Regions from separate parts of the Mus musculus genome. Here all the other regions are linked to region 2. Evidence: chromatin loops called from intact Hi-C (ENCODE). Cell type or tissue: heart. All regions are shown on one strand. Region 1 holds the start of Mgmt (O-6-methylguanine-DNA methyltransferase). Region 2 has its middle 4.8 kb from the start of Ebf3. Region 3 has its middle 17 kb from the start of 6330420H09Rik. Region 4 overlaps Gm6249 (predicted gene 6249). Region 5 overlaps Mgmt (O-6-methylguanine-DNA methyltransferase). Region 6 holds the start of Gm36675 (a long non-coding RNA gene). Region 7 overlaps Mgmt (O-6-methylguanine-DNA methyltransferase).

Region 1 (4,000 bases), 430 kb after region 2:
ATTCCTCCATAGTCTTTGCTTCAGTCCCTGCCTCCAGGTTCCTTCCCTTCTTGACTTCCGGCCCTGCCTTCCCGTCATGGGGAACCGTTATCAGGATATGTAAACCAAATAAGCCCTCCCCTCCCCAAGACTCCTTAGTCATGGTGTTCTGAGGAAGCCATAGAAAACTAAGCCAAGGACACTCCGCACACTGGCAGGCCCAGTGAGGGAGTAGAGACAGGCTCAGATGGGGCCCACTGATCTAGAACAGGACCCAAAGATCGGTGCCTTTTGCTCTCCACAGAAAGAAGTTGCTGTACAAGACACAGCCACCTTACCACAACACCTGAGACTCTGCTTCTTAAACCATGGTAACAGCAGAAACTTCTTCAAAGACATACCACATATTAGTCAAACTCTTATTATGACAGATTTTTCCCTCTAATTGAAAAAAAAATTACTCCCATAGATCCTTGTGGCCTGGCTCCTCTAGACCTCAGACAGTACCAAACTATGTCAATACCCAGAGTGGCCCAGAGTGGGTGGAGCCTCAGGCAGGGCATTTGTGCAGACCATTCTGTCCAGCCACTCTCAGGCTCTAGGTCCTGTCAAATGCTCAGATGACATGCCTAAGCTTACAGGACACTGACCACAGGCCAGGCTTCTCACATCCCCCACACCCAGCACCCTACGACAAGTGCTGCAGATACTGAGAGACACATGAAGTTAAAATCATCTGGGATCACCTGTCAGGGAAGTGAAATGAAGAGCAGGTCTGTCTACAGAGACTCTGCAGGTTGTAGAATACCCTTTCCACAAGCTCCTGTCTGTGTCTGAGGAGGGTCCAGCCAAACGTGTGCACGCACACGTACACTCAAACCTTACTTCTCTGAACTCACAATCAGGGTCTGGATGAGGCAGCTCAGAATAAAATGTACAGAACAAAAACCTAGACCCACTGGGCGCGGAGCGAATGTACTGTTTGTTTACTCTCTGAGGTTTTAACCAGGTGTGCCTAGCACCAGCCATGATGTTGCAGGACCCCGGGGCCTGGTTATTTTCTCCTACTCTCAAGAAAGAAGGAGCTATGAGAAGTATGGGCCTACTACAAGCAGATCTGAGCTACAAGCTGAGGAGCTTCTGGAAGCTTCCTGAAAGAAAGGTGAAGCGGGATCCCCACCCCCTGGTCACCAGTGAAGGGAAAGAGTATGGCCAGGGGACCTGCATGGATCCAGCAGAGACTTGAGAAGTGTTGGGCATCTGGAGGTGTGGCAGGAGACATGCCCAGTCACCAGGCAGACTTGCCCACGAACCCCGGGGCCAAGGGAAGTAGGGCAGCCTGTACAGAAGGGGCTGAGGTCCTAGAGAAAGGAAGGAGTCCTTAGGACAACTCAGAGCCACGACTGTCTCCCTGGACTTCGGCTCTCTCCAGAGAGGGCCCCACACAGTGCCCCAAAACTCACCAGCTTGCAAACTGCAGACAGCAACGGGGAACGGTACACAAGTTTTAGGTGCCTGAGCACCAAGATCTGGCACTGAGAAATACGGGCCGCAGGCGCGTGCACGGGGTGGGGGCGGGGCCTAGCACGGGGCAGGGCCTGGTGGGCGGGGGCGGAGTCAGGGTGCAGTTGATTACTGAGCTGTGGGCTTGTAGTCCGAGGGTGTAAAGCGGGCCTGGTACGCGGGGCGTGGCTCTGGGAGCTGCCGGAAAAGGGGCGGGGAGTGTAAGCACGCCCAGTGTGTGACGCAAGGGTGCCGCTCTGTGCTTCCTCCCTGGGTGCGTGTTCCTAGAGCAGGCCTCTTCTTCCAGACCTGAAACTGGTTCTTTGCCCATCCTAGACATCAGGCCGCATCATCCCACCGGAGCTGAGCTGCACCTTCTCACCTCGACCTCACCACCCCAAGTCCCAGTTTACCCGCTGAGACATAGTCACTATTTGCCAACAGCGCGCACCCAAAGGGTGGTGGAAGAGTTAAGCCCACTAGGAATCCAGTCACTGCCCAGCTGGGCCAGGGCTTTCTTTCAGGATCTTCTTGGCACTTGGAATTGGAATGGCTCAGTAGTGGTTCAGCTAGTGTGAGTATCCAGCATCTGGTGTGAGATGACAGGATTTAAATGTTGTCCACCAAGAAAGCCTTGTTGGAATTCTCCCTCTGTACCTCATAATGGCCTTATTTGGAAAAACACGGAGGTGACACTTGAAGATGATGTCACTAGTTAGGAGAGTCCTAATCTGATATTACTGCTGTCCCTGTGAACAGAAAACTAGAAGCCAGATACACCTGTGTACCAGATGCTGTGCAGGAGGTGAGAACTACCAGCCTCCTGGACTATAAACAAATTTTCATTCTTTCAAGCCACCCACTTTGTGGTACTTGATTGGCGCCCCATGGTATCTGACTTGATTGACATAAAATCCTTAGGGAATGTTATCGTCCTAAAGCTTCAGAGAGACGTGTTGTTAACTTCAGGGTCCCATCCCAGGTGCACATATGCTAAGAACCATGCTGTGGTTTTGTTTGTTGAGACCTTCATCTTCCCAGTGTGCAGCTCTCCTGCCTGGATTTGGTCCTTACTAGTACCCTGGTTCAGTGACCTGGAGGAGCCAACATTTTACCTACCACCTTTAGAAGCGTTGCTCAAAGGTTTGTTGTATGAGGAGCCCCAGTGACTCACAGAGGCCACCATTCACCCTTTGAAGCCGCCCCTCCTCACCTCCACTGTCACCTCCTCCAGACATGCTAAGAATAACTGCTGATAGAAGATAAACGAGACTCCTAGATACATGGGATGATCAAATCAAGTCTCAGAGTCCTTCTGTGTCGTCTACGCTCAACAACTTGCTTGGATTTGTAATTACCTCAGAGACACACCTCTGGGCATTGGAGCTCCCCTCCCCCAATATGGGTGGTGTCATCTCTAAGAACTGAGATCCCAAACTGAATGAGAAGGGAACAAAGGAGAAGATAAAGAGAGCACCAGCACAACTCTCTCTGCATCCTGAGCAGCTAATTCTGCTGTCATGCTGTCCCTTCAATGATGCTCAGCCTTTCTCTGAACGAGAGCGCCCCTCTCCAGCCCTTGATTTCTTTCAGGTATTTGGTTATAGTAATGAAGTGAGTAACTAGTCCACCTCCCCAGCGCTGTGCTCAGACAGAGAGGGGTATTCTTGCCCAGGGACAAGAGACATGAAAGTTTACCCTGGGTCCTGCTCTTGCTTCTTGGTTATCTTGGGTCCTCCGGTTTATCACTCGTACAGTAATTTCATAAGAATCTGTGCTGTGCACTTGTAGACCATACGTGCATATTGCACAGGCTCCTGGGATAGCAACAGACTATTGAGTAAGGATACTATTTGCCAGGCCCCATATAGCATGATGCTACCAAGGCCCAATTAGAACTGGGATCCTAATGGAACTGAAAATGAGAAAGACCAAGATTAAATCAGAGTTCCTGTTGAGACCCCAAACAAGTACACTCTGGAGCCGATGCAATTAATATCAGAATCGTAGCTTGTTAAACTATCTGGGTGGCAGAACTGGAGAGATGGCTCAGAAGTTAAAAACACTGGCTAAGGCAAGACTACCAACCCAGATACAAAACTTTCAACCTACAAAATTTTTCCTGACTACCGTAAGCAAAGGTAGAGGAGAGAGAGACAGAGACAGAGACAGTCAGAAAGAGACAGAGAGAGAGAGATAAATGTGTAAAGTGCCATGAGAGTGAGCTTACCCCTGTCATTGCCTGGAGGGCCAGGAATCAGAAACCCAGGAAAGAGCCAGACAAGTCTGGAAATAGAAGGAGAAGAAGAAAAGGAAAGGGAAGGGAAAGGGAAAGGAGAGAGAGAGAGAGAGAGAGAGAGAGAGAGAGAGAGAGAGAGAGAGAGAGAGAGAGAGAGAAGATATCAATGGAATGATCCCTAATGATATTCTGCTACACTTATAGATAGGAATCCAGCACACCCATCATCAGAGAGGCTTCATCACCTGATGGAAACAAGATACAGAGAGCCACAATCAA
Region 2 (4,000 bases):
CTTCGGATCGGTGGCAAGAACACCAACTTCAAAAGCGCTTAGACCGCTGGGGAGGGCGAGCCGGACGCCCAAAGGCTGCCCCCACCAGTGCTGTGGAGTTCCCTGCCCGGGCCTGTGCTGGCCCCGCCGCTGCGGCTGCCGCTGCTCTACTCTTTGCAATGTAAATTTCAGCGGGACAAATTGCTTATTAATAGTCTAGAAGAGAAGTCGGTTTCTTTCTTTCTTCTTTTCTTTATCTGTTTTTATTTCTGCATGGCCCCTAGCTATGCCCTGGGCAGCCTCGCCGCCCAGCAGTTTTCTCTTTATTTCAATATCCTAAAGAAAATGCAAATTACATCAGTGTGGCCTTTTTAAAAAGTTAAATTAGCAACAGCTTTAAGTGACTCCATTAGTATGGAAAACATACACACGTTTAATGTGGGAATAGCTTTCTTTTAGGAGGACTCATTCTAGTCCGTAAAATTTAGCAGACCCTCGGAGTTGATAAAGAATGTAGTCGCTGCAGAGCGTGTCGCCACAGGCATACCCGGTCTCACGGCCCACATCTGGCTTCCCTGGAGGAGCAATCCTGTTGCTGCCCGCCACCCAATACTCCTCCGTAGAAGCCCCCTGACCGTGAGCTAAAGGGTTTGTTCTTGCCAGGTGGAAGAGTTGACCATATCTGCCCAGGGGCAGTGAGCTTTCTTTTTCCTCTCAGCTTAGGCATCATCGCAGTTCCAGCATCTGAGTAGGTCTGGTTAACTCAAACCCCACTTCACCCATCTGCGCACAGGGATGGCAGTGTAGCGTCTGGGTTAACATGCATGGGGCAAGGAGTGAGAAAAGTAAGGGGAAGAGAGCATGCCCTCAATGGCTGTCAAAGGCCACCCTTCTGGGTCCACCCTCATCCCGTTCCCAACTCCTTTAACTGGCGTTTCAATACGGAATTCTACTGGCAAACTTTCGAGGGCTAGAACATGGCACCCATCAGCGTCCAGGAAAGAGTTAAGATTTATGGCTTGCTGGAGGAGTCTTGTTAAGATGTAATCTGCATTTTTAAACTACTGCGTAATAAAAAGTGAGAAGTTTTGAGACACCTTTCTTGATTATACCTTTGGCGATACTTTAGGTTTTACATTTAATTTGCATTTTGTTCTTAGAGAGTATTGAAGTCTTGAGTGGAGGATTGAATTTTATTAGGACATCTGGACTGACAATATCAAATCAGACACCAGTGTCCCAAAGCATGCTAAAATTTCAGAGTTAATTAGAACGCAGTGTGTTTAATTAAAGCCAATTATAATATCTGAAATTATCTGATCGATCCGTGTTTGTACTGTTTGGTTCTGTTTAAGTGTTGATTGGCGCACTTTGTGCGCTGTTCGATCCAAAAACTTCTCTAGGGAAAGTTTGCTTTGTAAATTGGCGCGGGCAGGCAGTGTGGACTCCGTGTCCCAGGCGCTGGTTCTGGGGCATCCAACAGGACCGCCTTTAGAGCACCGCTGAACGCAGCTAGGGAAATCCCAGCTTGTTGCTAAACCGCTGCTCCTTTTCGGGTCTGAGAGACCCCGCCACACACCAGCTGTCTTTCAGAGCTCCGTTGCTCCTCCAAAGTGCCCCCCCCCTCGGAGAGGCGACCTTTAAGGTTGTAAGGTGGGATGGGAGAAACCCAAGCTTCCGCGTGTTTGAGTTGGGATTCCCGGTGTGTCTGAAGAGTCCTCAGGACTCACTCCGAACTGTAGGGTCAGCCAAAGTGACCGAAGGAGATAGGGAAAAGTAAGGGCAGAGAGACAATAATTAACTGTTTGCCTTCTAATTTTGCACGCTGTTGGAACCCAGGCACACAACAGGCTCTTTTGGGCTCCATTTGAAGTCTTGGGGCTTCCCAGAGATACAGTTGAGCGAGTTCCTGGTCGTGTCTGCTGCTTCCGCGGGATCACTTGGCTGGCACCTTTCTCTCCAGCTAGGGAGTTTGCGTGGAGCTCGCAGCGCGGGCTAGGTGTCCCGTATTCTGTTCCGGGTGGCTCCAGAAAGCAGGCGCACGTGGGCAGCAATTAGGACTAGACGGCGGCGAGTGGTGCTTTCTACATGCCCTTGAGGTTATCAGTTCAGCAAGGCCTAGGTGCGTTGGCTGTCCAAGAGTCAGGAACCAGATGCTGGGATCCAGTAGGAGCGGAAGGGGCCACCAGTCCTGAGGCGGGTGAGCGCTCTAGCTCTCCTTTCTGCTGCGGCGCACTCCGCTCTCCCCACCCCAGGAGGCGCTGTTTGTCAAACTTGGTCGCCTCCGCAGGAGGCGCCTACACGTTTTTCACTCAGAAAATTCTTCTGTACCCGGGGTCGGGATTCAGGAACCTTAACTGTGCAAAATAAATATTGTGGGAGGAGGCGGCACAGAAAACCAGAACCTACGACCCTTGAGTTTTCACGTTTTTCTCTTGAACCCCACCGAGCTTCCTGCCCTTTAAGGCAGGGGAGAGGTGCGGGTTGTTGCGTCGCATGTGTCAGGTACTAGGTGCTCAGTTATTTATCTTCAAGGGCACAGGGATGCCCAACTTGGCCTTGGCTCCTGTTGCCAAAGGTCCATTTGGCTTACATTTTCTCTTGGAGAGAGGTGAAAGCATATTCTCTGGTCCCAGAAAGGAACCGAACCTGGGCCAGCTTCCTTTGCTGCTCAGGTAAACAGGTTGCAATTGCCCATGTGCGGAGCCCTTACATTTCTTCCGCTTACTGACTGAAGTGACCCTATGCCATCAGGTAGAACCCTGGCCTCGGCCAGGGACTGAATCGGTCAGGCAATTCCACCCATTCATAGTGCGAGAAATCTTAGTGCTCCTCTCCCAGCTTTTCGGGCCTCCAACCCCAAGGCATAGAACCAGCCCTGCTCTCCCTTTCGAAGTTCCTTGCAAACCCCTGCCTGCGATGATCCTGGAGGTTGGAGAAAGGCTCAAGGCCCAGCGACCCCGGGGCACCGAAGAGAGGAGGGCCGGCAGCTTCTGAAACTAAGCTCTGGAGGTGTGGACACAAAATCGCGGGACTTTGCCTCATTGCTCCTCACCCCTTCAAAATACCGAAGGCTCCAGTGACGTAACTAGGTAACCTGGGCCTGGAGCCCTGTGCCCCTAGAAGGCGCAGCTCTCACCGGAGCCTGTGTACCTCTGATACTCCCACGGCTGCTTCCAGGAATTTCTGGCTAGGGCTTCTCAACGCAGGAAATGAAGTTTATTACTTTTGGAAGGATGGTTGCGGCGTTGGCTGTCGAGCAAGAAAGAACACATATAGGGTACCCCGGACATCGGATAGGTGCTGCCTCTGTGGCACCTGGTGCCCTGTATCCCTAGTACCCTGCGATACAATTTAGTGAAAAATTCAAGGGGGTAGATCAGAAGCCAGAACCAGGTCACCCCTCCCCCCCTTCCAGGCCCTGCTCCACACCGAGTTGGGGGCAGGGAATGGAGGAGGGTGGGGAAGTGTCTTCCTGGCGCATACTGATCCGGGAGTGGGCAGGGAGGAGAACCTAATGGCGTGCTGCTGCGGCCAGGACACATAGTGCCCTGTGAGTCTGGAGGCAGGTCCTGGGAGCTTGGACCGTCCTCCAGATTTTAGGTGATGCCCACAAACAGAGGCTGAAGAGTTGACTCTCATGAGGGACCCAGAGTCGGGCTCCAGGAGCGGTGAGCGCTGTCTCTTTAAGGTCACTGCCTGCTCCGGCACGACATAGGGAGGACAGCTGGGCACTGGCCATCTGACTGACTCCGGCTTGACATCTGGGAGCCCACTGGTGTGTGGCACGCGAAGCGCTTGATGCTGCTATTTAAATGCAAATGTGAGGGGGCTCATTGAAGCCTCTCCCCGTAAATCCGCACAAAAGGAATACTTCCCACCCTCCAAGGAGGCGGCGGCGGCGGTAGCTCTAGGGCCACCCGTGCAAATCGCGTTGGGCGCGGGGCCCGGAGTGATCGCCGCCGCAGTCGCGGACCGCAGGGCCCACCGTAAAGGTCGAGTCCTTCCCAACCAGGTCCCT
Region 3 (4,000 bases), 1.5 Mb after region 2:
ACTCTGTGACTAAGCACTTGCTCGGCAAGTGTAAGGACCAACATTTGGGTGTCCAGACACACGTAAATGCTGGATGAGTGTGGTGTGCCTCCTGTAATTCTTGCCTCAAAAGGTAGGGACCGTAGATTCCCCAGACTAAGCTGGCTAAAACGAGCCATCTTAACGGGCTCTAGGTTTGAGAGACCCTGCTTCAGTGATTAAGGTAGAAGATCAATAGAGGATGGCTCCCAACACCAGCCTTACTTCCACATATATGTGCATATGTGTGCAGCTACACAGGTATGCCCCCACACACGAAAAACCTGCCCACACAGGTATGCAGCACACAAGAAATGGAAAAGGTAAAGCAAGGGCTGGAAAGTGAGTCGGGGTTCCCCACAGGCACAGAAGAAAGAGCAGCAATCCTGCCCTCCATCACATCTCCGACTCCTGCACTCATGGACAGAGCATATAAGGTGGCCCACGTGGGTTTGGAGTCCAGCAATGCATACCGATATTCTCTAAAACAGCTGCTGATGGGAGGAGACTGGAGATGGGATTCCATATCAGGGTGACAAGGTGACCAGGAGGTATGAGCTGGAAAACAACAAGGTTCACAGGGATACCCAGCAATTGCAAAGTCCCACCTAACAGCTTTCTGGTCTACTGTAAATGGAGGGGCCACTTTCATCCCATTGACCAATAAGGTCACAGAGGCCAAGTGACCATTAAGAGTCACCTGCATAGAAGTGGTACAACCAAATGAGAACCCAGCTCTATGGAGTTCTAAATCCACATTGTTCCCCGATAGAGAGCTGCTGGTGATGCTTTTCGGATATATATATACACACAATATATACACACATGGGTTAACATGCTCATATCTGTGTGTGCACAGAGAAACAAACAAAAAGGCTTCAACCCTGCTGTGACCTATGGGTTCTAGTGTTCTGTGAGAGTGCTCCCCTCCATGGGAGGCATAAGTCCATCCCTGCGGTCCTCTCACAGAGGCAGCATTGGGTCTGTTACTGTCTTCAGTTGGCCGGCATGAGCACCTGCCCAAGCCACTTCATCTTCACAGCACACGTTCACATCTACTCCCACCACACTTCCTGGCCTGGCTCCTACAGAACACTTTCAACCCTTTCTTTCCACTTCCCAAGTCCCAGAGCTGATCTCCAGGGCCAATCTGACTCCCTTGCCTGTGCAGTAAGCCAGCGCTTGCCCATCAATGATGGGCATCTGGCCCTGGCAGGTCCCTGTCCTCTGGGACTCACAGGCAGACAGGTAGCTAATCACAGTCAAGGGAAACATGGGATCCAGAAAAACAGCTTCTCTCCCACAGAAGAGCTCTTGTGTGCTCAGGGTGTCAGCCCGGTGGGAGAAGACCCAGGGGACTTTCTACATGCCCAGAGACCCCCACCTTGATAAGCCTTTGCCAGTGTGGCTCTGGGCCACAATTTGGTAAATAATGATAGAGCCATCCATCAGCCTGGTGGCATGTCCTGGACAACAGGGGCCTCTGCCAGCATGGTATTCTGTTTCTCAAAGCCCCCTTCCCGGTGCAGTTCCTTTATTCCAACTTGGGAAACAAAGCCTGGGAGTCCAGCCATAACAGACTTGCAAAGCCCACACGAGAAACTACCTGGGTTGGCAGGAGGGGTTCTGCTTGGTGGGCCTCTGTGCAGCTGCATAGCCTTAAGAAGAGTGAAGCAGACCCCTGGCCTGGTGGGTACTGGAAAGGGACCTCTCCAGTCTCCCTAGAAGGAGGCAGCTGGCCAGGGTAGTGTCATGTTTCCTGAGGAGCCTGACTCCTTTGAAAGCTTAAGGGTGCCATCTTGTGCTTGAGAGTTGTCAACGCACCCGGTTCCCAGTGGGATGCAGCAGGAGCTATCTGCCCGCTGCCTTTCTCCCCTTTTCTTCCTCTAACCCGGGGCTTCTTGACCTCTGTAGGATCCCCAGCTACCAGAAGGGTCTCAGTCCCGAGAACCTGTTGGGGGGGTGATGCTTATTTGAGCAGTCTGGCACCTGCCCTGCATCCTGAGTCACCTTCTCCGTGACACCTTGTTGGTGGTCCTGACCCTTTGATGCTGTGTTCTGTGCAGCCTGCAGGTAGGTGGGCAGGAGGGGACTGTGAGAGGCAGGGCCTAAAAATCCAAAAGGTACTTATTTATGAGAAAGGAAGAGAGAGATGTAAAAAAGGCGAAAGGGCAAAGGCGTGAGAGGAGAAGAAGGGGGCGAGGGAAGAGAGATGGGAAGGACTGTAGAAGACAAGAAGAGAGGGGGGAGCTACTGTACTTGCCTTTGGCTAATTGCAGCTGTAGCATCTAATTTCAGAAATTATTCTGTCTGTTCAGGAGCACGTGTGCATGTTCTATGGATTCAGAGGATGTGCACATTTGGGAAACTGACACAAATAAAGGAAAAAGCCACTGTCCCTAAGTGTACTGTCCCCATGGGTATCAGGTTCTTCATAGGGAGAGACTAGGGTGGGGGCAGTGTTTACAGAATTCAAAGTTAGGTCTTCCACCCACTGGATATCCTTCCCCCTGACTTCACTGCCAGACTCGCAGAAATGCCTGCTTTGAGTTTTAACTCATTTCCTCTTGATTTTTAGATTCAAACATCTTCAAATATGGCGGGGGTGGGGGTGGGGGCAGAAACAGAAGATATTTGCAGCAAAGAACAAAGTAAAGAAGACAGCAGAGGGTCCAAATGGTCCTCAGTACTTCATCAGGCTTAAATCTTCTTCTGTTTTCTCTTTCTGAAATAAAATCCAGGGGCAGCATTGAGAAACCAAATGCAGACATACACACAGAAAACACAGACAGACAGGGAGACAGCTGTACCATCTTCATAAACACAGAGCCAGCCCTTCCCAACTCGCACAGCCTGGCCTAAGTGACAGGGCATAGCTACTAGCCAAGGAGTTGTGTGGCAGTGTCACACCTCAAAGCCCATCACTGTGTAAGAGAAGTACACACTTACACACACACATATGAATAGAAGATCTAGAGAGGGCAAAGCTGCAAGTGTTTTGTTGGTATCTTTTGTGCTTTGAAGATAAACAGCCTCAGGGGAGTGAAGAGAAGGGACATGAAGATCACCCCAAGAAGGGAAGGAACCTGGGTCTTTAAGCCACCCTCTCTGTCTCTGACTCTCCAGGCTTGCACAGTGCAGCTATGAGGAAGGTGTGCCCTTTGCCATGCAACCCAGCATGCCACTAGGGTTACTGAGGGCAAGCTTTGGCCTGGCAGAAAAAGGTATGGAGCAGTGTCTTGCAGGGCTCTGTAGTTTAAACTCAACACAGATCGGGAGGCGTCTTGAGGTCTTACAAACTACACACACTAAGTCCCCATCTTCAGCAGCTTGGCTAAATGGGTGTTTTAATGCAAATTAGTTCAAATTGCTATCAAGAGTAATTATGGTAAAAGACAAGCAGCCTTTCCATCATCCTTCCCTCATTCAGCTCTTCTATGGTGTTTTTTAAATAACGTAGCCATAAAATTTCAATTGACCACTAAAAGAAGTGCTGCTGGCAATGGGGAGACAGAGGCAGGAAGAGGGGGCAAAGGTGCCATGAGCCATGGTCTATGGTGGGGGTCCACATGGTTCTCTCTCCTCACAGCTTGTCTTTGCTAGGCAGGGTTGCTCTGTGGGGATGAGGTGACTTCCCCAGGCGTTCAGACTGAGGTCAGGAAAGGGCACAAGGTCAGGGCAGCAGGGGAGATCAGGCCTCTGCTGCACTCGCCCCCTCCTTACCAGGCACGCCTCTCTTTCCCCACCTTCAGTTGCTGAAGCCAATTCATTATGATAATATTAGGTAAAACAGGCAAGCCTGTAAGATAGAAAAATTACATCTCATTTGTTCTAAATTTGCCCGAGTCTAACTCTTAAGGGAGGCCTTTACATATTTGCTAATGGGATCTGTTTCTTATTGCCCCAAAATGCATAAGATCCAAAAGGAATCAGATTCTCTTCCTGGTCTGAGTTATCATCGGAACACACACAACTAGAAACT
Region 4 (4,000 bases), 630 kb after region 2:
ACATATTTGTTTCTCAGCCTCTTAGACAGAGGCCCATGGCTGTAAAGAAAATACTTCCAGGCAGTCTCCGGAGAGGAGCTGGTGTGCGACCATTTCATGATAAAAGGGACTATGAGCATCAAGGCCCCATGCACTCACTTCCCTGGCTCCCGTGCAATCTTGTTTGATGCCATGTTTCACATTGGGAAGCAGATCCCTCCTCTGCTTAAAAATGAGGACCAAACACCCAGCTTCTTGATCGAACCGATAAAGCCAGCCACAATAAAAAGAAACAATACATAGCATTCATTATACTGCTGAGTGGGGAGTTTGTTTAAGACTTGGGCCCTAAATGGTCTTTCATCCCAGGATGCAGGGTTTGTGATGATGGGAGAGAGCCAGCTCGTCCGTCCCTTATAAAATCAGTGCAAATACGAACAGAATAAAAATGGTTAAAGGAATCTTGTTACAGATTCTGTTTATTCCACAAGGATTTGGGGACCGGCCGTTAGTCATTAGGCAATGACTCTATTTGGGGCTTGTTCTTGGAAAAGGTGCCTCTTATGGAGGGAAATCAAAGGTTAAAGAAGTAAACAGAATTTAAATATAGTGAGTTTTATTCAGTTTTCTATTGTTTGACTTAACTGCCTTCTAACGGAATAAAAAAAAAAAAAAAAAAAAAAGACAAAAACACAGCCTGCTGGATCTAGCCCAGGGTTAGGAGAGGCAAGCTTTGGAATCTTGCTGGGGCTTATATATAAAATATTGTTTTGATTTGGGGTCCCATGAAGTGCTTTGGGTTTCAAATTACCATAAATCTCAAAGACTTCTGCCCACTTGTGCCCCTGATGGGCACCCCGGCTGCAGGTAACAGGGCCATGATTAAGAGAGTGCAGGATAAGGAGGAGAGGGAGGGGGAGCGGGAAGGGGAGGGGGAGGGGGAGGCACCGGGTTTTCTTTGGGCACCTCGAGGAGCTCAATGTTAGCTCAATTATTGGTTTTCTGAAATATGCCCCCGTGCTTTATTCCGATCAGATTTCCTGCATCACACAAGCCTCTGGTGGATAACGGGACAATAGCCCAGAATAAATCTGTCCTTGAAATGTAATCTCCACGCCTGTGTGCGGTTAAGAAGAACACACCTCCAGTCCTCTGATAAGAGCTGTAGATCTTCCCTAACTGAAGTGGGTTTTGTTCGTTAATTATCTGTCATAGAAAACTCGCAAACAGGCAAATGACTAGGCAGTTGGTATTTATCAGCATGTTAAAGTAGTGCTCTCGCTAGCCCAGTGCGATGAAATGCTAATTTCTTTAAAAAAAAAAAATCCTCCACTGTGGTTGTTTTGGGAGCTAGGAGTCCACTATCTGCCCTTCCTGGTTGTAGAATTTCTAACATCATTCTTTTCAAAATCTCTAAAGCTTTGCGGTGGTGTAGTATGTGGACACAGCCCCCACCCCTGCCCCCGCCCCCGCTCCAGCAGCTCTTGGCATTTTTTTGTCCCCCTTTCCTTTTCAGCTTCAAGAGGTCCCCATAGAGAGGAGGTTAGTAGATGACACTGGACTCAGAACTTTTTCCCAGTGATGGGGGCCACGAAAGCAGGAAACAGGGAACACTTCTGCTGTGTACAGAAATGGGGGGGGTCGCCTGTCTCCTGAACGATGGGGTGTGTTTGTGCTGAACGTGAGCCATCAGATAGAAGTCCTATAAAAATAGGATGGCTCTCTGCACTGTAGCCTTGGCGGGGCAGGATTTCCTAAGTCTTTCTCTGTATAATAGCCAAGGGGGGAAAAGCCAGCAGCAATTCACAGAAGAGGTGCAGGCAGCCTGCGCCTTGTTTATGAGGAAACAGACCATCTTGAAGTCACCTTTTTCCTTTCTTTCTAGAAATCGTATTGTCTGGCTGAGGCCAACCCTTCTGATCTGGGTGTGTACCTCTTGGAACAGACTCATATCCTGAGGAAGTATCCAGGAAATGTTTATTCTTTATTTCAAAATTAGCTTTTTTTTTTTTAAATCAGAACTTCTCATTAGAAAAGAAGCAAAGAACACAGAACAACATGTTAGATAAAAAGTTACCGCCTCTCCCGCGAGTCCCCATCCATCTGATTACCAGGGGCAAAGCTCTGGTCCCTAGAGGTGTCCAGTGCTGGCTGCTGCCTCCCGCTGCAGTCTTGCACGAGAGAGGAAACGTCACATACATACCACACTAGCCCCTGCTCTTCCTTTTTGACTAACATTTCTTAGATTGTTGCTTTTTATCTATTTATTTAGTTAGTTTTCATGTCTCCCTGTGAACTCCACCCATCGGTAAATAACGTTTTTTAGCACTCAAGACTGATATACTTAACGTGAATATAGTGATATTGAGTTATTTTCAGTTCCCATTCTTATAAAAATAGGCAGGTAAGAAAAAGCAGCTCCAGGTCTGGCAAGAGAGCTCAGCAGACAAAGCCACACAAGCGTGATGAGCCAAGTCAGAGCCCAAGAACCCACATAAAGGTGGAGGAAGAGAATCAATGTCACCAATTGTCCTGTATTGTGCTGCGGCACAGTGTACTCCACCCCTACATCATACACACACAATAAAAAGTGAAGAGGTTTGAAAGCTAGTACTTAGGAACTTGGGTTTTAGGGCAAGCAGTGTGTTCGGCTTGCTCAGTTGCCACGGGACTCTCCTTCCTTTTTGGTTTCTGCATCTGCGGCATTGTCACCAAAGAAACATCTGTCATGTGGCTGTTGGCTGTTGAGAGGATGACACTGTGAAGTGTGAGTGCTAGAGTAAGCTGTGTGTGTGAACCAGAGAGAGACAGGGAGGGGTGGGGGGAAGGGAGGGAATGAGGGAGGGAGGGAAAAGAAGGGGAAGAGCATGTTTGTATAGTAAGGAAGTACTTGTGAAAAACTAAGTCTTGTGGTAGAAAATTTAAAGCAGTGTTCGCAGCTGACCCTATGTGGTCGCTGGAACAGTCCAAGGGTCTCTTTGCAGGACCAGATGTCCCACAGCTTTGGCCAGGGACGATAGTTACCAGTGGCTGGTTTTGCCCCGCCATTTGCATTCATGCTCTTGTAGTACTTCTGCATCTTTATTGAATTACCTCTCTTGACAGCTCGTTCATCTCCTTAGGCATTTTACCTTTGGGTCTGCCAAACCCATGGACAAACACGTGTCAGACACCCCACCCCCACAGCCTCTAAAACATCCCCTTAACCTGCCATCAGTGCCTTTAGGAGACCTCCAGATCTTTGCGCCTTGACTTGTGTAGGGTCTAGAACTTGGCCCACCCTCACAGAGTTTTCCACATGTTATGTTAGCTGGCATCATCAGTTGCTTCCTTGTTTTATCTGTTTAGCTTTTGAAGGAGAAAAGGGGACAATTATAACCATTTTAGGCATTTCCAGTTTAAGAAACTCATGGTTCTTTAGGAACCATTATAATTCCATTTCAAAAGCCCAAGTGTTTGGCCCAAGTGAAGTTAATTCTGGTGTGAAGCAGAGGCAGTGACTCAGTGCTGGCTGGCTGCCCTGACACCCTATGGCCTCTTTCCCCTTCACTGCTTGGAATGGTTCTATGCAACATGGAAATCCCTGTTTTATTATTTCTGGGTTCTATTATTTTCTGTATATTTACTTAATTATTCCTATGTCAGAATCTTACTGCCTTTTTGTCCCCAAGAAAATGATTTTTAAGTTATTATCATGCTACAAAAATTGAATTTTGTATTGTCTCATGAATTTAACCTCATTGTATATAGTAGCTCAAATGGCTCAAAATAGTTCCAATTTGCCATATGTCTTGAATAGAATCCTTGTATACGGCTGTTTTAGAATGATGCTTGAAAGTTCTGAAGGAATTGTGATTTTTTTTCTAACGCATTAATTTGGGAAAACCTTTAAGTGTTCAGTGTCCACACTGTGTTCTATTTGTTTATTTCCTCCCAGCCATCTTGACTGAGCCTCTTCCTGGCTTCCTCCTGGCTAAGTTTACACCTGAGAGTCTCACCTGGATTCTTGCTGCTGTTTGTG
Region 5 (4,000 bases), 240 kb after region 2:
AACAGTCACTGGGAAAGAGAGGAGACTCTGTAGTGGAGCTGCCTATGAGGTGGGTAGGGAGCTCCAGAGATGCAGCTCTTTCGACTTGTCATCCATCCTGGAGTTGAGTTTTTGGTGATGTTGTTACTGGGGAGTTTTTCAAGCTCTCTCTGGGGTACTATAATAAACTCACTCATTCACCAAACTGGACTTGGTTGGAACTGTTTCTCTGGCCTGTTCTTGGGGGCTTATCTGAGGAGCACAGATGTTTGTTAACATCTCCCTAGAAAAGGTCACAGTATAGGCCTCTTCCCAAAATGTCACAAATCTATCACCTTCCCAATTTTTGAAACTCTAGAAGTGAGGCCCAGATTGACTAGACCATAACCCTGTTTACAAGGCATAACAAGATGGCGAATTAGAGCGGGGCTTTATAAAGAAGCCAAGCCATGAACACTCCACCAAGACTATTTTCGGAGAGCAGACCCAGCCCTGTTGATTTTCTTCTAGCATATACTTGACTCACAACATTTGTCTGATGAACAAGTGTCTTATGCAGGTGCAAAGTTGTTAAGGAGACCTATCCTACCACGTGCACCCAAAGCACTTGTTTTCAGACTCCATTTCTCCAGTGAAAAATTTGCTTGAGAGCCACTCTGTAATGAGAATAACCAGAGATTTCCTAGACATTAGAAGTTACATCTCTCAGCCTTCTCAGACTTGCTTGCAGGCTGCAGAATAATGGGGTTTGCTAAGGCCTGGGAATAGGCCTTATATCCAATTTCATTTGCTTCAAGGGACTCTACAACTAAAGCCTGGCAATGGTACAGATTTGAAGTCATAAGATGAAGGGGATTTCCTTTATGTCTGAACATCCCCACTGACTGCCCAATGTAGAAAACAAACAAACAAACAAACCAAAAGTCAACAGCTATGAGCAAAGCCTTGAGCCTTATCCTCCTGTTAGTACAGAAAGTGTTGAATCCCATTGGGTACAAAGGTCACAGGGGAGGCCATGTTGCCACATCCTCAGTTTTTCATCATGATTCTCAATTTGGCAAAAGGAATCCACTGAATCATTACCAGAGGAAGACTGAAGAAATCCTACTGGGGATAACCATGCCACTGCCTACGGCACACAGCAGCCTTGCTCTGAAGGTATCAACTTCTCTAGGTCAGAGGAGAATGTTAGGACCATGAAGTAGCAGCCCACTGTTGGCACACAACGGCACATCATCCCACTCCTTATGGGAGTGTGGGATGTAGGGAAAATGGGTGGAGATCCCTAGAGGCAAAGCACCTGAACACGGTGACAGGACCCACTCTAGCCCCAGAAGGCAGGAGGGCCAGGAAGCCAGGTCTCTTTGTGGCATCTCTTTCTCTCCCAAGCAGGTAGAGGCACCTGTCACCTTTGTTAAGGAACAGGCTTCTTCTCCTGAGCCCACAACACAGAGGAATGCATTTGATGTTACCACGGCTAAAGCACATCACCCCAGTTCAGTCTATGGACTGGAGTACCATGTAGCTGAGAGGCTGACTCTCTGCCGTCATGCTGCTCAGAGAAAAAAATGTTCATTCTAATAGTGGAGCATCTGACTTAAAATTTAAAATAGTAACTAATATGCTGAAGACGAGACCTCTTTTATTTTCCAAGAGGCGTTAGATGAGGATTGACCTCCGAAGGGTTTAGCCCCATTAACTCATGTACTGGACTCATTAATAAATAATCCTGCCACCAAATTACCTGACTTGTAAATTGGTTTGTACAGTTCTAAATAAATAATAGATAGTTCCCTATTATCAAACACCGTGGCGTTTTCACAGAGAAGCCCAGCGTGTGATACATAAGGGCACACTTTTCCACTGGACAACACTCCGTTGCTCACTTCTGAGAAAGCCCTCGTATCTCCCGCAAACAGCTGCAGCTGGGATATGTTAGCTAGTCATGTTAGCTGCTCAGTGGAGTCAAAAATACTGTATTTAATATCACACAAGCATACTGAGTATGCATTAGTGGCCAAACAATCTTAAGCAACTATTAAATGGACAGTTAATGTAATTGTATTTTAAAACACTGAGGTCATATTTAATTTTGAATTGAAACTCTTAAAATGCACTTTCTGGCAAAGAATATAGAGTAATAAAACAACATTAATCACAGAGGAAAAAAAAACCCTAAAACTCACATTATTAAAATAAATCTTTCTTCCAGAGCACTGATATTTGCAAGAAGTGGATTACAAGAAGCAGAAAACATTTGTGCCTTTTCAAGAAGTATTGTCACTGGAAGGAAAAGTCAGGACTTCAACCTGGGATGAGATCACACTTCCAACAGGGCTCAGCTGCATGCCCACCCTCTCTTTGGTCTTGGCGCTGGCCACTCTCCCAGGACCTGTCTTCCTTCCAGGGACTCAAGTTCAGTTCAGCTACACCCTTGGCCCTTCCAATAGCAACTCCACTGAGGGAATAGCCTGCTTATGTTCCAAAGCAGGAGTGAAGGGGTGGGAGCTGGCTGCAGAGCACACCCCGCTGCAGAGCAGCTGAACCGGGTAGGCGCTTTCACAGTTCCTGCCCCATGCTGCTTGCAAAGTCCTATTTTATATGCCGTCTCCTCATTTTCAAAAGTCAGTGTGGCCCTCTGGGATGCTGTCACACCTCAAGCAGCCTGGTCAGGTCTGTGGACCATGAGCCTGAGCTAGTTCCAGGGTATCCCGGGGGAGGGGGGAGGTCACAAGGCTTTCTAGCCAAAACAGCCAGACACTTATTTATAGCTGTTCTGACAGCAAGCTAAGGAAAGCCCCCTTCACGCAAGCCCTGGAGCCTAGAGTAGCCTTTCTGAGTTCTTAGATTGGCATTAGGACTTTGCCACTGGTACCAGAGATGAATAGAAAAGGAGGGACCATCCTGCTGAGGCCAGGCTCCAAAGGAACTCTGGTACAGTGTTCTAGCTTCCCTGTACCTTGGTCCTCCGCGCCAGCATATGCATCTTCTTACGGATGCCTGCCTGTTCTTGCGGTCAATCCAACTTTTCAGTCTTTTCCTCCCTCTGTCCCTCTGTCCCTCTGTCCCTCCCTCTCTCCCTCTCTCCCTCCCTCCATTCCTCTCTCAAATAGGGTCTCATACATTCCAGGCAGGCCTCAAGAACTATATAGATGGACATAATCTTGAACACCCGAACGTCTTGCCTCAGCCTCCTGAATGCTGGGATTACAAGCACACACTACCACTCCGAGGTGTACGTGATGTGGGGCTGGAAGCCAAGACTTTGTACATGGAGACAAGCCCTGTACTGAGCTACATCCCTTGCCCTAGAACAAGGAATTCTTATGTGAAAAGATCTTCCAACTGCAAACCATTGCCACAGACACACCATTTGTTGTTTATACTGGTTAGATGTTTAAGATTTTACCTGCAGCAGACTCCCAGCTTGTACAAGCCCTAGTGCTTAGATCTCTGGAAATATAGACTCTACCCCAAGAGTATGGTCATGAGGGATTGACTGCATTTCTGCCTATTGTATTCTTGAGCAGCAGTTGGTTAATGCTGGCTCAGGGCTGTGGGTATAAAATATAAACATTCATGACCATCTTCTGGGAAACCCTTTCACAGATGTAAATCCTCTGTGTTTTAAATAGTTCAGTCTTGTGCACAGTCCTTAGGAGGCTCACTCCCTGACCTACTAAGCTTTATCACGGAGCTGTGTCCCCCCTGGAGTAAGTACTGGATGCTGCTTTCCTCCCATACTGAAGGGCTGGTGATAAGGAGTGGCCACAGGCTTTGAAGTCAGCTGCAGAGCCCCCCTTAGCACTTGCACAGGCCAAAGCTGCCCTGGCTGCCTCCATCCGCACAGAAGTTACTTCATGGTTTCCTTCAGAAAATGCCAAGACTTTTGCCTTTCCTCATCTCCCTCAGCCCCTCCGATAGCCTGCACCAGACTCTCTTCGGCCAGTACAGCAGCTGCCACTGGATTCCTAGCACCTCGTACTCTGGTTCCCATTCATCCTTACACAGGATTCTCAAG
Region 6 (4,000 bases), 1.2 Mb after region 2:
CAGCTATGAGGAAAAAATCTGTGGGTGGCTTCCTGGAAAACCCAATGGGCAGCTGCTGAAAAGATCGAGAAAGGACAGCCAAGGTGAGGCAGGGGCAAGCACTTGGAGGACAGCATCTGACGACCTGCTTGCCCATGCTTGCCAGTGCCTGCCAGTGCTTGCCTGCGTCTGTCTGCCCAGGTTTGCTTGCTCCTGTGTTTTCTCAGCTTCAAAAACAGAGAGGCGATGCTGTGCCTGCTGATTGACAATGAAGGAGGTGAGGTGTCTGATGGAGAACTTGGGGCTGGCTCCAGGCTAGCCCGTTACCCCAGGCTTCCCTTTCATGCCGCATGGGTGAACTTAGGGGGATATGGATTTCTGAAAGAGAAATGCCTGCATTCCAAGAAATCTTAGGCTTGAGGACAAACCCCACAATATCACGGAACTCATTTTTAGTTACAAAGTCAATATAGGCAGTTGGTTTTTTTAAAAAAAAATTATGAAGACCCCAAACCACAGTGAACAAACATGACCTGTTCCCACTCCCTACCTTGTTTTATTTCCCAGAAGCCACCATGATCTGCAGACGATTTTTATAGCTACAAGCAAATCCTTTACTTTTCCACAAATAAAATTAAACATGTTCCTTTCAGCTTGATTTCCCTTAATAAAAGCCTATGGGATCATCCCAGATTGTCCTGGGGAGGCTGGTCTCACTCTTTCCCTAAAGGCTGCTCGTGTTCTGTTTTATGTGTATGGTATATTTTATTTTAAACAGTCCCCTATCAATCTTTTAGCTTTTGTGTTTTAATTTGTCTCTTCCTAACAACCCTTTCCAATAGTGAACATTGTTTTAAATTTCCTTTGCTAAAGAGCTCCATAAAAATAAGTTCTTTGGAATAAATATCACATTTTAAAAATATTGACAGGTGTCATTAAATATTCCCCCAAGCCATCTTTTCTGTTAGGCTCCTACCCTGGGGGTGTTCAACACCCCTCTCCTGGTCTGCATGCATACTTGCCACTTCTGACATGCCAAGTTACCTGCCCTGCCCAGATTCTAGGATTGCAACTAAGACTTAAGTCACAACCAAGAGGGAGGGACTAAAGTTGTCTACTTGGAACTCAGCACACTGGGACAGGCTGCAAGTAGTCCCAGGCTTCCAGTAGGACAAGCATGCCTTTGGTCAGGCTGTTGAACCAGCTGTACAGACCTCCTGGGAGGACCAGGGACTCTCCTGCTGCTCTCAGGCAGTGGTCCCTGGTAATCCCATGCAAGTGGAGATCTGAGACCCTAGGCCTCTCCCACTTCCTCTTAGCCACTTACCAAACATCACGCATCCTTTCCTCTTTGTTCTTCCTACTTGAGCTCACTCGTGGGGCCATCTTCTCTGTTCCTCGGTACTGTACTGTAGAAAGGGTTCCCTAGCTCTGGTAGCCCAGATGCCCATGAGACCACAGGGTATGATTCATTAATAAGAACAGGTGTCTAGCTCAAGAGTCTGGACCCACCCCTTCTCTCCATCCCTCTTCTACTTTCTGGTCATTCTCAGTAAGGGACTAGAGCCTCAACACACACACACACACACACACACACACACACACACACACACACACACACACACAAGGACTTTGCCAAGTTTCTTGCCCTCTGTCTTTCTTGGTTCTTGCAGCTGGACTTACAGAGGCATCCGTGGGGGTAGGGCGGGACTGCCCCTAAGGTTTTAAGCAGTTTTGCTCTCACAACCATCTTGAATCTGCATCTTCATCCGCATCCTCAGCCTTGCCCCATCACTCCAGTCCAGGCCTTGCTGGTATGCAAGACGTTTTTAAAAAGTATTCCCCGGGGGCTGGTGAGATGGCTCAGTGGGTAAGAGCACCCGACTGCTCTTCTGAAGGTCCAGAGTTCAAATCCCAGCAACCACATGGTGGCTCACAACCATCCGTAAACGAGATCTGACTCCCTCTTCTGGAGTGTCTGAAGACAGCTACAGTGTACTTCCATATAATAAATAAATAAATAAATAAATAAATAAATAAATAAAAAGAAGTTTCTATTTAAAAAAAAAAGTATTCCCCGTTCTTCCACAAGCTTCCCCCTCCGCTCCGCAAAGCTTGCTACCCACTAGTGTCTCTCTTATCTACCTTCTCTGTGCCACAGCCAGCCTTGAGAAGCAGCGGGAGGTAAGAAAAGTGCTTTGGTGCAAATCTATCTCACCTCAATACCATAGTAAGAACTGAATCAAACGGTTAGGAAAGGGGAGAAATCCACAAAGAGTTTTCTGTAGCCTGTTTCTGGAAACAGCAATAAGAAAACTCCCCCTACAGGCGTTTCGTGGTTACTGCAAAGTAAACAGAGGAACTCTGCTGATTCATCAAGCCCATCCAATGTTTCCTTTGACTTCTTTAAAAACAGACCAGTTTCCTCCTGGCATCCAGCACCCTTTCTCCCCAAGGGAGATGAATAATGCAGACAGGACCTCCCTCCCTCCCCCAGTCCCTCAGGCCACAATGCTTCCACAGCCTTGCTAAAAGAGCTCCCCCGGCCTTTTTCTTTCTTTCCTTTTTTATATTTTTATTTTTTGCAGAGAGCTGAAGATTATTCAGAGGTTTTTATTCCTACTTCCATAAATCCACCAGCAAAAGAACATGTTTCAATAGGGTAATAGTTAATTCCTCCTGACTCAAAGACACGGGGTGGGAAAGCACATGAAATGTGTGAAAATCAGTTGTCACCAAGCCCTGGCTGACCTTCGAGGAAAAACTCGAGATCAATAAATGTGTAAAAGAGATGAACTGCCTGGCTGGGATCCAGAATTCAACATCTTACTTGTATCTCCCACCACACATACCCCAAAGATGCCCCTGATCTTGCTTCTGCCTATTTTAATGCCTATAGCAATATTTGTTTAAATATTTGGTTCCAAATAAGAAGATAGGTTTGCCAGGGTATCACACGAAATTCAGTAAAATCATGTATTTTGGGGACCCAGCCCAGTTGCAATTAGTCAAAACCAGCATCTCTCCTCTGATCCTCCTGAACACACGTAGGTCTAAATATCAGCCTGCCCAGGAGGCATGAGTGAGACAGGCCACTAAGCTATGGTCATCCCAGGGGTAAGAAGGTGGGGGAAGGGGGAACTCTCTCACAAAAGGGCATTGTTCCCTCTTCAGGTTTCTTGCTGTGCAGTTACATATATTATGAGTCTGAAGGTTGAAAAAGCTCTTAGTTTTGTTAACGTGTTTTCAAACCACTAATTATTCCCTGCTGTTTTGAGGTGTTAAATACATAAACACATGGGCTACTCAGCTTAAGAAATTAGGGTTGCATTCCTCTCCGGATGAGCCAGGGTGAAGGATAGTTTCCATGTAACTCACTGCTACATGTGGAGTCCTGTGTAGGCTTAGTTCGACACAAGCCAGGGCCACACACTAATCATGACAGAGACCACTGGCCTGGGGCTACCAGGCTGTCACTCCAGAATCTCTCAGCACATTCAGGTCTTAGGGAGCATGCCTGATCCTTGGAAAGTACTGGGAGTCAAAGCTTGAGGTTTTCAGTTAACAAGGCCCTTAGACCAGTGCCCAGGGGCTCATTGAGTTGTCTTTACATAGGTGATCTCTGCCTGTGACAGCCCATTTGGACAATAACACCTGAGGCCTCAGAGTTCTTGTGTGGACATAAGGCATGGGGCATATTTCGGTTTTGTCCATTTAGCCCCTTGGACATCTTCATCTCCAGACCCAGCATTACTAAGTCAGAGGCAGTGTTCCCAAAGGGTACTGACATGTAGGTTGCTTAACACTAGGAGTCAATACTTTTACTGTGGGTGCACGTGTGAGGTGTGTGTGTGTGTGTGTGTGTGTGTGTGTGTGTGTGTGTGTGCACATACATGTGTATGCAGGTATGCCTGCTTTTGGAGTCAACTTTGGATGTCATTCCTCAGGAGTCCTCTACTTGCTTTTTGAGACAGAGTAACTCTCTGGGATGAAGAGTTTACCACGTAGGCTAGGCCGTCTG
Region 7 (4,000 bases), 230 kb after region 2:
TGACTACACTAAATTGAAAAAACCTGGCCTGCACATGCTGGGGCGTGGGAAAGCCTGCCCCCTCCCACAGCAGCCACTAACTATCAGAGGCAGGCCTCATCCATGTGACCTTGGGAGCTAACAGACTGGGTCTTAGAATTCATAACGCACCAGGAAGAAGAGTGTGTAAGAAGCCGAGTTCTTTCTAATTCTACCTATCTCATATTTGTCTATCTGGAAGTGCTCGTCTGTACTGCAGAGCCGGGGGCGGCCCATGGCTCCACCTTATTCTGATGGTTATATATCTTCCTGGTTCCAAACCACCACAAAGGCCTGCTGGCATAGGGTGGCCTCAGTGTGGGCTTGGTGTGCTCCTGAAGTGCTGGGGACAAGCCTGGGGACTCCTTGGGTCTGGTACCTCAATTGGAAGCCCACTGACACGCACAGGAGCAGCAGAGAGGGTGGAAGGGATCCAGTCTGAGTCTATTGTTGCTGAGGGACGCCTGGCTGTTCTAACGCCACTCTTGGTTATCACTCTACCCTGACCATGACATGACACACATCACATCTTCTCCAGGTCTGTCTGGCCTGGTCTGTGTAAGGCCAAGCTTTTCTCTGGACCCTGGCGGCACCAGGCCAGCAGACCCTACTGCCTGGCTTGCCAAAAGTGAGTCATTTCCTTACAATTTTGGCCTCTACAGTTTTCCTGAAGCCACATAACCAATCTCAGGCAAAGGTTAGGATTTTACGGGCTCATACCTCATCTACTACCTCATGGGATTTAACAGACATCTCTGTCTTCGTAAGATAGTTTTCTATTCGGAGACCCTGAACCTTATTGGATGTCCTTGGCAGGCCTAAGAGAAGGGTGGCTTGCTGGCTCATGCTCTCCCTCTTCCTCCCCGCCCCTACCATTTAGGCAGTAACCCCAGTGGGATACTGTGGGTGGGGTTGGAAGAGTCCCCCTCCACTTCTCACTTCCTTGAACTCCATAGCAACATATGTCCCCTGGGCTGGGCAGCTGGAGGTGTTCAAGAGTGACACACAGTCACCTGAGCCACAGATGACAGACTCGAAGTGTGGGCAGGCAGGCACACGGCCAAGCTCTCTTCCCCAGTGGGTGGAGGATGAAGGTGTGGTCACTGGACACGCAGAGCCCTGCAGATATCCGCCCACCTCTCCCAGAGACCCCCTTAACACATCCTGGCACCCCTGCTGAGAGTGGCCTTCTGAGAAGACAGTTCCAGATAACGCAGGAAAGAACAGGCTGGCCATGCATCCCAGCTGTCCTTTCAGTTTGTTTGCGTAAAGTAGATCTCCCGTTTTACCCCTCACTTTCTGGTCTGGCATCAGAGGGCTTTTGACCTTGGAGTTTGTTTGTTTTTTAATCAACTCCAGTTTTCAAGTGTGAACTGAAAACCCAGCACAATTCAAACACCTCTAAATTACACTTCGTAAACATCACTCGGAACCTCAAGGTTGCTTTACATTTACCTTAGTTAAAAAAAAAATCACAGATTTTTTTTTCCCCTTAAGGAGACATATGTATTTCCATGCATATGTCTGAATGTGAATACATACTAATTTATATTAAGTGATTTCTTATCAAAGTCACTACGCAGAATAAATTTCTGCTATAGGTCTAGAATGATCTTAGCTGTGGTAATTAATTTCTGTGCCGAACCAGCTTTGGAGGAAATGCAATGTTTTCTTGGGTTACTGGGAGGCTTCAAGTGCCCTTAGCAAACTCTACGCAAGCAATGCATTTTAAACTCATCCTTCAGAGTGTATCTGTGAGAAGTTGGAAAATGCGGTGGTGGAGTGGCCTCTGAAGTCCCTCTTACTGAGTAACTTCACAGAAGTGGCTAGCTGTCCAGATACAAGGCTCATTTTCTGTGCTGTTGGCAGGCAGAGAGTTTAAGTTAACAATAAGCTTATTGAAGAATTTACTGCCATTCAGATGTGTTCCCATTTAAACCTTTCAGCCAAGCCAGAGTCAAGAGTTGATCTGCATGCATCATTTTTACTGCTTTTGCCAAGTATTATGTGACCATGTGCCAAAACTAACATAACCACTTGGAATGGGCGGGGTCGTGAGCTCTTAGCCTACGGCCTTCAGCTTGGCCGCACGCCGCCTGTGTTTAGACGATGTGAAAATTCCAAGCCTGTGTACTCAGTAAACGAGCTGTGATGTCAGCCATAGTTAATAAGTCAGGCTCCCCAAAGGCAGCGTGGTTACCAACCTTGCTGGAACACAGGGTGATGGAGAGCAGGCAAGGGAAGCCCCTCTGTGGCTGCGGGTTCACGGAAATAGGCTTCCAGCCAGGCTGTGCACTGCACCAGAGGCTCTGGAACTCCCTCTGGCCCACCGAGCACCTCAGGAGTAGCTGGGGCCTCTGTGGGGCTGCAAAAAGGATAAGAAGCTTAGTGACCACATGTGTGAAAAGCATACCTACTGCAGCTAATGGGGGAAGGCTGCCAGCCACTCCCCAGTGTGTGTCTCTGCCAGACAGAGAGAGAACTGCAGATAACAGGAATGGCCACTGAGGGATGTTGGGGCAGGAAGGCACAGCAGTTCCCATGTCTGCTTTTCTATGCCCAGGTTTATTAAGTGCACGGAGAGCCCAGGTCATGCATTCCAAGCTTCTGCATGCACACTGTCTGCAAACTGACACAGGGAACATCTCATGTCCCTGGTTTCAGTGTGGAAGTCAGCATCATCAGATAATCACCACTAGCATTTCCTCTAAACATCAGGCAATTAGACTGCATTATCCACGTTCTATCTCTCACCCTGAATCCCCACAGCAGAGGGGCATCCCTTCTCACATGGCTTTGGGCTCCATCTTTGGAAGCTCCTATGAGTATACCTATGGACCCATATTCCCTAGCACCGATGTGAAGTGACGTCACCTTGTGTGTTTTATGCTTTGAGGCTAGTGAGTTGACACCTCTTCTGCCTTGGGTGTCTAGTTGGAGGTGCTTCAGTAACAAACTATCCTGCTCACTCTCTGTAGTGCCTGTCCTCTGGTGAATGTCCTGGAATTTAAAACTGAAATATTTTATAGCAGCTTTGGATGGTTTCTTACGGCTCCGACATGGGGTCAGATTCTGTTCCTTGATTTGAAGCCCATTGCTCATGCTCAGCTGGGGTCTGCTTCAGGTTGTGCTCACAGGCTAAAACATATGCTGTAAAGGAAGGCCATTTCTATGTTCTGGGCTCCGAGCCTGGAGTTTTATGGCAGTATCAGTTTTTGCTTCAATTTCTTGGGATCCACACCCAAGAGGCATAGACACTGGATCCGATTTCTCTGGTGATTTCTCTCCTCTTCATTCCCAGGCTCTGGACTGCAGCGTGCTTCCGTGTGACTTTCTGGGCCTGGAGAATACAGCTTCTCTGGGACTTCTCAGGCAGCCCAGTGTCGAGTGCTCATGGGACGGTGGAGAGGCCAGGATGGCTTAGAGGGCAAAGGCTCCCTGGATGGTTAATCTTGCCAGTCTCCTTTGGCTCCTACATATGGTGATGGTTGGCACATTCACCCAGTTCATAGGTCTCTCTCCACACATGGACACCTTGGCAGGAGGGAAGGCCTTTACTCAGCTTTGGGAATGGGGCCCTACACAGGTGTGATTGGGGAGCAGCCGAGGGCCAGGAGACCTCGGGTCAGGCTTCCTGAGTAAAGCTGGTGGAGGCAAGATGGGCTCCACAGACTGCAGTCATCAGAGCTCCTGTGGGTCAGTTTTAGATAAAAGACTAAAGCAAAAACCAGCAGGGCCAGACCTCAGAGGTAGGACAAGAAAGAATCAAGTCACAGGAAGAGGAGCCGGGCAAGCAGGGTCAGAAGGTCCTATGGTAGGGTGTCCCACAAGCATGAGTTGGGAGATCTTTAAGTAAGGATCTTACATATGAGGAGATAGATGCAGGGTGCTGGTACAGTTTCTCCCCTGTTTGTGCACTACAGATTTGGCTCTCACAGGGCAGTGACACATGTCTGGCAGAGCCTTGCAAACAGGCCCATGT

The links. Hi-C counts contacts between places; a loop is a spot of excess contacts. Peaks named below come from ENCODE experiments on the same cell type or tissue, not always from the same donor. Only the 100,000 strongest peaks of a DNase experiment are listed, where the experiment ranks them.
Region 1: a loop joins it to region 2, with 2.5 times the contacts of the local background. A loop is called at or near these places in 5 of 42 quality-filtered maps.
Region 3: a loop joins it to region 2, with 9 times the contacts of the local background. A loop is called at or near these places in 16 of 42 quality-filtered maps.
Region 4: it touches region 2 in a loop (3-fold over the local background); 4 of 42 quality-filtered maps call a loop at or near these places.
Region 5: a loop joins it to region 2, with 2.6 times the contacts of the local background. A loop is called at or near these places in 7 of 42 quality-filtered maps.
Region 6: a loop joins it to region 2, with 7 times the contacts of the local background. A loop is called at or near these places in 8 of 42 quality-filtered maps.
Region 7: a loop joins it to region 2, with 2.8 times the contacts of the local background. A loop is called at or near these places in 6 of 42 quality-filtered maps.

The regions. Positions count from the first base shown.
Region 1 is chr7:136,892,130-136,896,129 of GRCm38, reverse strand. It overlaps Mgmt (O-6-methylguanine-DNA methyltransferase), which reads right to left and starts at 1,544. Exons shown (of 5, transcript NM_008598.3): 1 at 1,443-1,544. In heart, no CTCF peak of the experiment used is centred here; a DNase peak (open chromatin) is centred at 1,679; H3K4me3 peaks cover 1,295 bases; H3K27ac peaks cover 2,205 bases.
Region 2 is chr7:137,317,292-137,321,291 of GRCm38, reverse strand. It overlaps a transcript of Ebf3 not described here. Among named protein-coding and RNA genes, the nearest start is that of Ebf3, 4.8 kb to the right of the region's middle. In heart, a CTCF peak has its summit at 2,226; DNase peaks (open chromatin) are centred at 2,091 and 3,451; H3K4me3 peaks cover 2,565 bases; H3K27me3 peaks cover 3,736 bases.
Region 3 is chr7:135,835,042-135,839,041 of GRCm38, reverse strand. No RefSeq gene overlaps it. Among named protein-coding and RNA genes, the nearest start is that of 6330420H09Rik, 17 kb to the left of the region's middle. In heart, a CTCF peak has its summit at 1,828 (motif pointing left); a DNase peak (open chromatin) is centred at 1,791; H3K27ac peaks cover 873 bases; H3K27me3 peaks cover 2,394 bases.
Region 4 is chr7:136,687,570-136,691,569 of GRCm38, reverse strand. All of the region lies in intron 4 of Gm6249 (predicted gene 6249), which reads left to right. Among named protein-coding and RNA genes, the nearest start is that of Gm29978, 9.1 kb to the right of the region's middle. In heart, no CTCF peak of the experiment used is centred here; a DNase peak (open chromatin) is centred at 1,789; H3K4me3 peaks cover 864 bases; H3K27me3 peaks cover 616 bases.
Region 5 is chr7:137,072,502-137,076,501 of GRCm38, reverse strand. All of the region lies in intron 2 of Mgmt (O-6-methylguanine-DNA methyltransferase), which reads right to left. Among named protein-coding and RNA genes, the nearest start is that of Gm39108, 22 kb to the left of the region's middle. In heart, no CTCF peak of the experiment used is centred here; a DNase peak (open chromatin) is centred at 2,441; H3K27me3 peaks cover 1,367 bases.
Region 6 is chr7:136,151,006-136,155,005 of GRCm38, reverse strand. Gm36675 (a long non-coding RNA gene) reads right to left here and starts at 1,848. Exons shown (of 3, transcript XR_378573.2): 1 at 1,663-1,848; 2 at 1,307-1,410. In heart, CTCF peaks have their summits at 2,106 and 2,305; a DNase peak (open chromatin) is centred at 2,415.
Region 7 is chr7:137,084,332-137,088,331 of GRCm38, reverse strand. It overlaps Mgmt (O-6-methylguanine-DNA methyltransferase), which reads right to left. Exons shown (of 5, transcript NM_008598.3): 3 at 2,223-2,383. Among named protein-coding and RNA genes, the nearest start is that of Gm39108, 11 kb to the left of the region's middle. In heart, no CTCF peak of the experiment used is centred here; DNase peaks (open chromatin) are centred at 1,001 and 2,101.